Regions from separate parts of the Homo sapiens genome. Here regions 1 and 3 are each linked to region 2. A link is a contact called in ENCODE Hi-C or POLR2A ChIA-PET data. All regions are on one chromosome and are shown on one strand. Each heading gives the region's core, a stretch centred on a gene start or an enhancer-like site at or near the end of the contact. The rest is flanking DNA. Distances are from core to core; before and after follow the strand shown. Region 1 overlaps TTBK1 (tau tubulin kinase 1). Region 2 holds the start of CRIP3 (cysteine rich protein 3). Region 3 overlaps TTBK1 (tau tubulin kinase 1).

The links. A loop is a pair of places that touch in the nucleus more often than their neighbours do. ChIA-PET counts read pairs that join two places held with the same protein, here RNA polymerase II (POLR2A). Pooled maps may share reads with other maps.
Region 1: a map with no recorded cell type shows a loop between it and region 2 (2.4-fold over the local background). The contact joins the enhancer-like site here to the promoter of CRIP3 in region 2. A Hi-C loop is called at or near these places in 6 of 168 maps with a recorded cell type or tissue (B cell, CD8-positive, alpha-beta T cell, HepG2 and 3 more), 9 of 37 single-sample maps with no recorded cell type and 10 of 50 pooled maps. POLR2A ChIA-PET finds 5 or more read pairs at or near these places in 14 of 52 experiments (BJ, GM12878, H1 and 8 more).
Region 3: a loop to region 2 is called in a pooled map, with 3 times the contacts of the local background. The contact joins the enhancer-like site here to the promoter of CRIP3 in region 2. A Hi-C loop is called at or near these places in 3 of 50 pooled maps. POLR2A ChIA-PET finds 5 or more read pairs at or near these places in 12 of 52 experiments (A673, H1, HEK293 and 8 more).

What each region holds. Positions count from the first base shown.
Region 1 is chr6:43,268,539-43,271,367 of GRCh38, reverse strand. The region is part of intron 13 of TTBK1 (tau tubulin kinase 1); the gene reads right to left. Among named protein-coding and RNA genes, the nearest start is that of TTBK1, 26 kb to the right of the region's middle. Within about 2 kb of position 1,557, at least 12 of the 41 ENCODE cell types and tissues checked have a DNase peak (open chromatin) inside an H3K27ac peak, as active enhancers do.
Region 2 is chr6:43,307,416-43,310,115 of GRCh38, reverse strand. CRIP3 (cysteine rich protein 3) reads left to right here and starts at 1,290. Exons shown (of 8, transcript NM_206922.3): 1 at 1,290-1,366; 2 at 1,707-1,801; 3 at 2,220-2,277; 4 at 2,373-2,504. The coding sequence starts at 1,324. RefSeq lists an enhancer at 1,773-2,630.
Region 3 is chr6:43,246,006-43,248,705 of GRCh38, reverse strand. TTBK1 (tau tubulin kinase 1) reads right to left here. Exons shown (of 15, transcript NM_032538.3): 2 at 1,938-2,099. The coding sequence starts at 2,045. Among named protein-coding and RNA genes, the nearest start is that of TTBK1, 3.9 kb to the right of the region's middle. Within about 2 kb of position 1,390, at least 17 of the 41 ENCODE cell types and tissues checked have a DNase peak (open chromatin) inside an H3K27ac peak, as active enhancers do.

The DNA.
Region 1 (2,829 bases), core at 308-2,807, 39 kb after region 2:
CTTCCTGGAATTACACAGTGCACAGCCTGAGCATTCATCCATGGCAGCCCTTCCACATGCACAAACGCTCATTCGTAAGCACACTCTTATGCACAAGTGTACGCGCATGCACACAAGCAAACATACAGACACAGTCTCACTGAAATAAACATTTTGCAAATCTTTGGGCCTCCTCCCCTCCCCATACAGGCACGGCCCTTTCTAGTACCCACTTCACTACTACCGCATTCCCCAGGGGAACAGAGGTGCTGGCTGACATGGGCAGGATGAATAAAGGGAAACTTGGGCTCCCTGCAGTGAAGGTTGGGGGCTGAGAAATGGGCAGAAGAGGCAGGCGCAAGCTGGCATCCTGACACTTCCCCACTCCCAAGTGTCCAGATCCCTATCCAACCTGCCTCTCTTCTGCTGTGTCTTCACCACCGCCCTTGGGGCTGACCGAGCACCTACAGGAAGGAGTCACCTTCTGAGAAGGGCAGAGGTGGGGCTGCTCCCGCCTGGGATTTGTCCTGAGACACTGGTTTTGCTGACAAGCACATGGTTTCTCACGTCATCCTTAACAACCACCTTAGCTGCCACTGCTTCTAAGCTGGGTCTCCTCGTTGCTCAGTTCCAGCCTGCCTTGGGAGGTGGATCCCAGGCCCCTCTCATCCATCCTCAGTTCCTGAGGAGCCGAGGACAGACACCCAATCCTACCAGGGAGTGATGGCACAGGTGTCTTGGGGGAGGGGCAGCCTACCATGGACTGAGCCTTCCTGGGGTAAGATGTGTGAGGAGAGAACTCTGTCCTCAATGATGATGGCCTGAGAAAGTCTCGCTAGGTCACAGGGCTCCTCCCCCGATCACTGAGCATTGAAACACTCCCCACCACATTCCAAACCTGGCTGTCCTGGCCTCCATCCATACACAGGGACACACACACACACACACACACACACACACACACACACACACACCATGCAAGGAGGGTCTTGGCCTCCCGCCAGCCCCTCGGGGTGGATCAGACCCAGCCATGCCAAGAGATCACAAATTAAACAGAACAAAGCCCATACCAGAGTGCCTCTGGCCCTGCAGGCCTCATCTCCCTGACACCTCTCTTTCCACTGGACTCTGGACCCATCAGTGGCTCCAGCTGAGCGCCCCTGCCCTGTCCTGGAAACTGTACCACCAGCCCCACCCCTCCCTGCACCATTTGGCTGGCACCTACAAAGGGAGCTGATGGGGAGGTGGGACGGAGACTCTGCTTGGGGTGGGAGTATTACAGTACCTTGGGCCAACGTTCTAGGGGGGCTGTATTGCATGATGGGGTGGGATGGGATGTGTGAGTGTGTGATTATTGCGTCCTGGGAAGGAACCATGGTCCTCTGCCTGCTCCCCACCCCCCCCCACCTGCCCCCTCCAGGAGGGGGGGGGCCCAGCCTAGGTCTTGTGGGTGAACCGGGCCCACACCTGCTGCAGCTGGGACCGCGAGATGCGGAGCACCGAGGGCATGAGTCTGTGGTTGCCAGCAGCGAGGGGCGCGTGGCGCCGGTGGGGCGCCCGCACAGGGCTGCTCTCAGCCGAGCGGCTGCGCTGAATGAGGGAACCGGAGGAGCCCGAGGAGCCGCCGCCGCCGGGGTGAGGGTAATGCTCCGTCTCCAGCGTGGAGGAGGAGAACACGGAGGACGCCAGTCGTCGCAGGGGGCTGTACCGCGGGAGGGAGTGCCCCGAGAGTCTGTCCTCCTCCAACTGAAAGAGACCAAGAAAGTGGAGGGAAAAGAGGTGTCAGGCACAGACTCGACAGCTCCGTCTCCGGGGCCACCCACCGCTCACAGCCCCTGCGGCGCCGGCGTCCCGGGCAAGTGGGCGGGGTCAGGCAGGGTGGAGGAGGGTGCAAACCACCCGCCCCAAGGTCCTGCCTCAGAATCTAGGCTCTGGCCTCCAACGCCCTTCCCCCTCCTCCTTCTCTCTGGAACTTCTCACACTATGGTCTCTGCAAGGAGACCATGGTCACTCACCTCCTCCGAGAAGCCTTCCTGGCTTAGTCCTACCTAGCTCAGGGTTGTTCTGGACTGGGGAACCCTTTCTCTCAGGAACGTGGCTGTGTGCTCTGAGAGAGTTCCTTGCCATGTGTTGACAGCTGTGTGTGGCATGTCTCCCCAGCTAGATTCCGTGCTACTCATTAGGGCTCAGAAACTTTCCCTGTACACCCTCCGCCTTGGCACCCCCGCCCCATCACAGGGAGGTGTTGGGATCGGGGTGACCATGCGGCATAAGGTGGTACTCTAGAGCCCAATTACTCGTGTTTGAATCCCAACTCCACCACTTAAAATCTGAGTGACCTTGAGCAAGTTACTGCACCTCTCTGAGCCTCAGCTTCCTCCTCTGTAAAATGGGGGTCATAATGGTGCCCACCTCAAAGGGTGGTCGTGAGGATTCGATGTTATAAGATGTGCAGTACTTGGAACAGCACCCGCCATGGAGTAAATGCTGTGCTCTTCACTGAGCTATTTTAGTATCTAATTTTAAATCACTCTTCCAAATGAGGGAAGGGATGGACTCGTAGGAGGAGGGGCAAACTGAAGTCATTTCTTGAAAGTGGCTTTTTCCCTGCCCCCTCAAAGTCTGAGCCACCAGGCAGCTTGTGTACAGGGCTGGGCAGAACTGCTGCCTCATCGCCTTCTGGAAGAATCCTGCTCTGTGCCCCCATGCCCTCCGAGTGAAGTGGAAGTGTCCCAGATATGTGGGGGTAGAAATGGCGCCCAGGGTGTTACCAGACCTCTCCCAGCCTGACCCTCTCTCTTCCTGAGACAGAGGCCAGTTGAAATAGCTTTTACAGCAGCAGCAAGGACT
Region 2 (2,700 bases), core at 41-2,540:
CCTGGGCAACATGGCAAAACCCCATCTCTACAAAAAATACAAAAATTAGCCAGGTGTGGTGGCATGTGTCTGTAGTCCCAGCTACTCCAGAGGCTAAAGTGAGAGGATCGCTTGAGCCGGGCAGGTGGAGACTGCAGTGAGCTACGATGCACCACTACATTCCAGCCTGGGCAACAGAGACCCTGCCTCAAATAAATACATTCATTAAAAACACAAATATTTAAAAATTTTAAAGCAAACCAGATTAGAAATGTGTAGTTGGTTTTCATTTTTATTTATTTATTTATTTTGAGATGGAGTCTCGCTCTTGTCCCCCAGGCTGGAGTACAGTGGTGCGATCTCGGCTCACTGCAACCTCCACACCTCCCGGTTCATGCGATTCTCCTGCCTCAGCCTCCCGAGTAGCTGAGATTACAGGCATGCGCCACCACGCCCAGCTAATTTTTGTATTTTTAGTAGAGACGCAGTTTCGCCTCGATGGCCAGGCTGGTCTTGGACTCCTGACCTCAGGCGATCCGCCCACCTTGGCCTCCCAAAGTGCTGGGATTACAGGTGTCAGCCACTGTGTCCAGCCACCCTACAGCTTTAGGAGTAAACGATTGTATACAGACCATGTTCTGAGGCTTCCAAACCGAGTCTTGAGTTCATTAAGGGATCCATCATAGTGATAGCTATAGCTGTTACAGCGTTTACATGCCAGGCGCTGTTTGGGCACTCTACATGTATTAACCTATTTAACTCTCATAACAATCCTATGAGGCAGAGACTGTTATCATACTCATTGCACAGATGAGAAAATGGAGGCAGAGAGGGAGGTTCAGTAATTTGCCTGAAGTCAAAGAGTAGGGTACCAGAGACGGGCTCCAGATTTTGTTGCTTTCAACCACTTGCTATACTGCCAAGGTGGAATTTTGCATTTCAAAGAATGCCTACTCCCTCGCTTTGGAGAGAGTAGTGTTTTAATGATGTCTGCACTGTGGACATTTTTCCTGTCCTTACCGCTCCAGAAACTAGTAGAGCTCCCTGTCCAGGTGTCTTCGTTACACATGTGCCTTCCTAGTCTGGAGTCCACGGCTTCAAGATCCTCTCTCCTCCCCGTGGGTCTGACCGAGGCTTTAATGCTCTTTGAAGTAACAGCGAAATAGCCCTTTGTCTCCCAAGTGGAGTGGTTCTAAATTTCTGATAACCAATGAGCGCCGAGGAACCGCGGATTCCGCCCAGGGAGGCTCAAAGCTGAGCCGTGGGTGGAGCCTGCGGAGGGGGCGGAACTGAGCCGCAGCGGCGTACCTACTGTGTGCCGCGTGCGCTGCCTGGAGCGGAGCTATGAGCTGGACCTGTCCGCGTTGCCAGCAACCTGTTTTCTTCGGTGAGGCCCGGGCTGCGGAGGGGGAGAAGATGGGGCGAATGGGAGCCGCTGGATTCCCTGAGGACGCGGAGGGCTAGCCACAGTGTAGTCCCAGACACCCTTTTCACCTGCAGCGGCTGGTAGTCTCCGCACCACCCGCTCCCACTCGGGTCTTCTCCCTTCCTCTGAGAGCTCTGTGGGGAGTGTGAAACCGGAGCGGGATGGAGCTGGCCTCCTGGAGACACTCATCTCCAGGAAGCAGGGCAGGCCAACCTAATTCCCTAGAGGGCCGAAGAGGGAAAGGAGGGGCCCTATGCTTGGACAGGCTCCTCGCAGCTCGGTTCCACTTTGTCCTCCACAGCTGAGAAGGTGAGCTCCCTGGGCAAGAACTGGCACCGCTTCTGCCTGAAATGTGAGCGCTGCCACAGCATCCTGTCCCCTGGCGGGCATGCAGAGGTAAGACCTGGCCAGGGAGCACTGCCCTGTTTACATCACTGCCTCCCACCCCCCAGGCACCAGCCCCCAACTTCAGCACTGGAGGCCTGCCAAAGGGAACCTCAGTAGCCAACCCCAAGGCCGCCCACCTGGTGGACCCCACACCAGCCAGGAATTTGGGAACCTGGGTCGTGACTGTGGATCCCATGGTTTTGGGGATCAGGGTGAGTGGGAAGCAGCGTCACCTTCTGAGCTGCTCTTGCTCTTCCTCCCTTGACCACAGTGGAAATGCTGGCATGCCAGCCCATCCCCCACCCCTCCCAGGCCCACCAGACTCAGCCAGTGGACAGACACACCTGGCAGCCTGTCTGGGGTGAAGGCCTGTGGGGCATGGCTCCCGCTGGCCTTGAGTAACCCACTTCCCTCTGCTTGTGCCCAGCACAATGGGAGGCCATACTGCCACAAGCCATGCTATGGGGCTCTCTTTGGACCCAGGGGTAAGTACCAGCCTTAAGGGGCCATGGGTCAGCAGAACCCTCCTTGTGGCTGGGAGCTGGGGGCTCAAGCCTGACCTCCCCTATTCTCTCTTCAGGGGTGAACATTGGTGGTGTAGGCTCCTACTTGTACAATCCCCCCACTCCCAGCCCTGGCTGCACCACTCCTCTCAGCCCCAGCAGCTTCAGCCCTCCCAGGCCAAGGACTGGCCTCCCCCAAGGCAAGAAAAGTAAGGCTGGGCTCAGCTCCTCCCAGTCCTCCTCCCGACCCTTCCCCAAGCTGGAGCGGAGGTTGGGCCAGGTGGCAGTCTCCTATCCAGCCCTCTGCTTCACATTCTCACAACTTCATTCTTGGCAAAGTCTTCTCTATCTACTCCCCGCTTTTTTTTTCTTTCTTTCTTTCTATTCCCTCATGTGAGCTGCTGA
Region 3 (2,700 bases), core at 141-2,640, 62 kb after region 2:
TGTCGCCCAGGCTGGGGTGCAATGGCATGATCTCAGTTCACTGCAACCTCTGCCTTCCAGGTTCAAGTGATTCTCCTGCCTCAGCCTCCCAGGTAGCTGGGATTACAGGCGCCCACTGCCACACCCGGCTAATTTTTGTATTTTTAGTAGAGATGAGGTTTCACCGTGTTGGCCAGCCTGGTCTCGAACTCGTGACCCCAAGTGATCCTCCCACCTCAACCTCCCAAAGTGCTGGGATTACAGGTATGGGCCACCATGCCTGGTCCACGTATTTATTTTTAAATGCCACATCTAGTGCCACTGACCCCCTTTTTCTTCTGGCCACCAAGATCTATGGGCAGTTTGCCTTGGTTCTTGAGCTCTGCCTCCCACCTCAGTGCCATCCTCACTTGGAACAGGCTGAAGGGAAGCATGTGGCCCCTCACCCTCTCTAACACTCCAGGGGTGGGGGTCGGAGGTGAGGAGAGGTTGCCATGCTTGCCCTCCCCCCAGCTCCCTGCTCCATTTCGCTCCCCACTCATCTTCTACTCCTTCCCTCAGAAATCACAAAAAAGTTCCAGCCTAAACTCAACATGTGTGTAAAAACTGTCTTTTCCTCACCACTTCAGTGCAAATGTCATTCTGCCTCCAATCCGCCAGAAACTAAGCTCCGGTGCCAGGGGCCCCGAGGTTTCAGAGGAACACTCCTGTCTTCGCCAGACCCTCGTTCCTTTTATTACTGCCCTGGCTCTTCCTCCCCCGATTTCTGTACTCTCCCTCTCAGGAAGTCCCCCTCTGGGACATAAACAGCCCCTTTCCTCATCCCTTGGGGACCCCTAGAAGTCTCCTCCTCTTCATCCCTTCCACTCCCAACCCCCAGTCCCAGAGACATCTCTGAAAACGTCGCCACCGTTGCCTCTTTCTAGGTTTCTAGGGGACTTGCACGGCCGGTGGCTGTTGCCGTGGAGACCCGCCTGCACCCGGGCCTCACCCTCCTCTCCAACCCCGCACTCCCGTGAACTGAGCCTCCCCACTAAAGCACGCGGGTGCGCACACGCGCCAAGCACACACGCACACACACACGACTCAGAGGTCAGGAGTGTACCTGACCTCTGTTGTTCTCCCTCCCCTCCCCCTGGCTCCCCACTCCGGTGCAGTCCCACAGGCTCACACACGGGTTTCCCCACACTGCCGCCCACAGTCTGCCCCACATTATCCTGCCCCCACAATAATAAGAGGACACCAGAGCGCTATTAAGTGACGGAAAAAGGGAGGTGATTTACAGTAGGTCTCGCTCCCCAAATACTATCATTCCCCCAGCCCTCACGCCCCCGCTCCGAGGCAGGCCCGGCTCCCGAGGAGGCTGAGACTACAACTCCCAGCAGGCCGAGCAGCCCGAAGCCCCGGGCTGGAGGAGCAGGGCACGCCGGGAGATGGAGTCTCGCCGTGCTGCACCTGCCGCAGGACCCGGCGAGGGGAGGAGGCTGGATGGAGAAGATGGAGTGCGGGTGCGGCGGGAGCAGCCTGCAGGGCCTCTTTCCCCAAACCCAAGCCTTTCCGTCCTCTGCGGAAGCGGAGGGACACATGCTCGTCCACTGCCCTTCTCCAAGGTCCGTCAGAGAAAAAGCTCCCTCCCCCACCCCTCTTCCTCCTCCGCCACACTGGCCTCTGCAGCTCCTGCCCAGACATCCAACCAGGAGTTGTTCCGGGCTTGGCCTGACCAACGTGACCTAGCGGGAAGAGGGGTGAGAGAGGGCGGGGCTCGAGAGAGGGCACTGGGAGAAAGCTATTGTCCACACGTGTTGGCAAAAATAATGACATGCAAGCAGTATGCAAATGAGCTTAGAGGCACCTCCCTCTTAGGGTAGGGGAGCGGAGGGCACCGGTTTTAACAAGTCTCCAGGTCCTCGCCTCCCTCCCCGCTACCCTCCCTCTGTCCCGCCGGGTCACTCACTCACCACCTTCCAGCGATCCTTGACCACGTAGTTGGCCGGCAGGATGTCGGCCTGCTCCCCTCCCCCACTCATGTTGGTTTCGTCCTTAAGGGCGGCCGCTAGGCACTGCATCCGCCAGCCAGAGGGAGGGGTGTCCGCCGGGCCTGCCCTGAGGGGGCCATCTACCTAGGGGAGTGAGGAGGGCCTGTGAGGGCGGGCTGCGGACCCAGGACCACCTGGCAGATATGGAGGAGAGGAGCTCCACTCCTGCTCTGCATTCTTCCTGGCCCCACTGGACAGATGCTCCAGGAGTTACCAGGGGAAAGATTGTATAAAGGCCAGTGCAAGGGAGATACAGACTACAAACTAGAGATGTTTAAAATCAGCAACAGGACACACATGTTGACCAATGAAGAAGAGGAAAATGACAGTGAACAGGCCGAGGGGAGAGAGACATACTCTAACTGATGCCAGGAAGACTTGCTGACCAAGGGGGCATACCAGACTGGGACCCTTTCCCTTGTAGGGGAGGCCTGGGCTTTGGCTCCCCCTTAGGGGAGTCCCTGTGCCACAAAATGTCCATGGAGCTGTGCAACAGAGGCTTAGTGAAAAGGGAAGACCTGCTACCCAAGGGGTGACCCATGGGACACCCACACCAAAGTGACCTGCTAATCAGCCCTGGGAGATGTGGTAATCAAGAAAATGAGGGGAGGCACTAAAGCCCCTTGAGGGTGGTGTTAACTGAGGGGGATGGATGTGCTGAGAGTCATACACCTTTCTCAGGGTG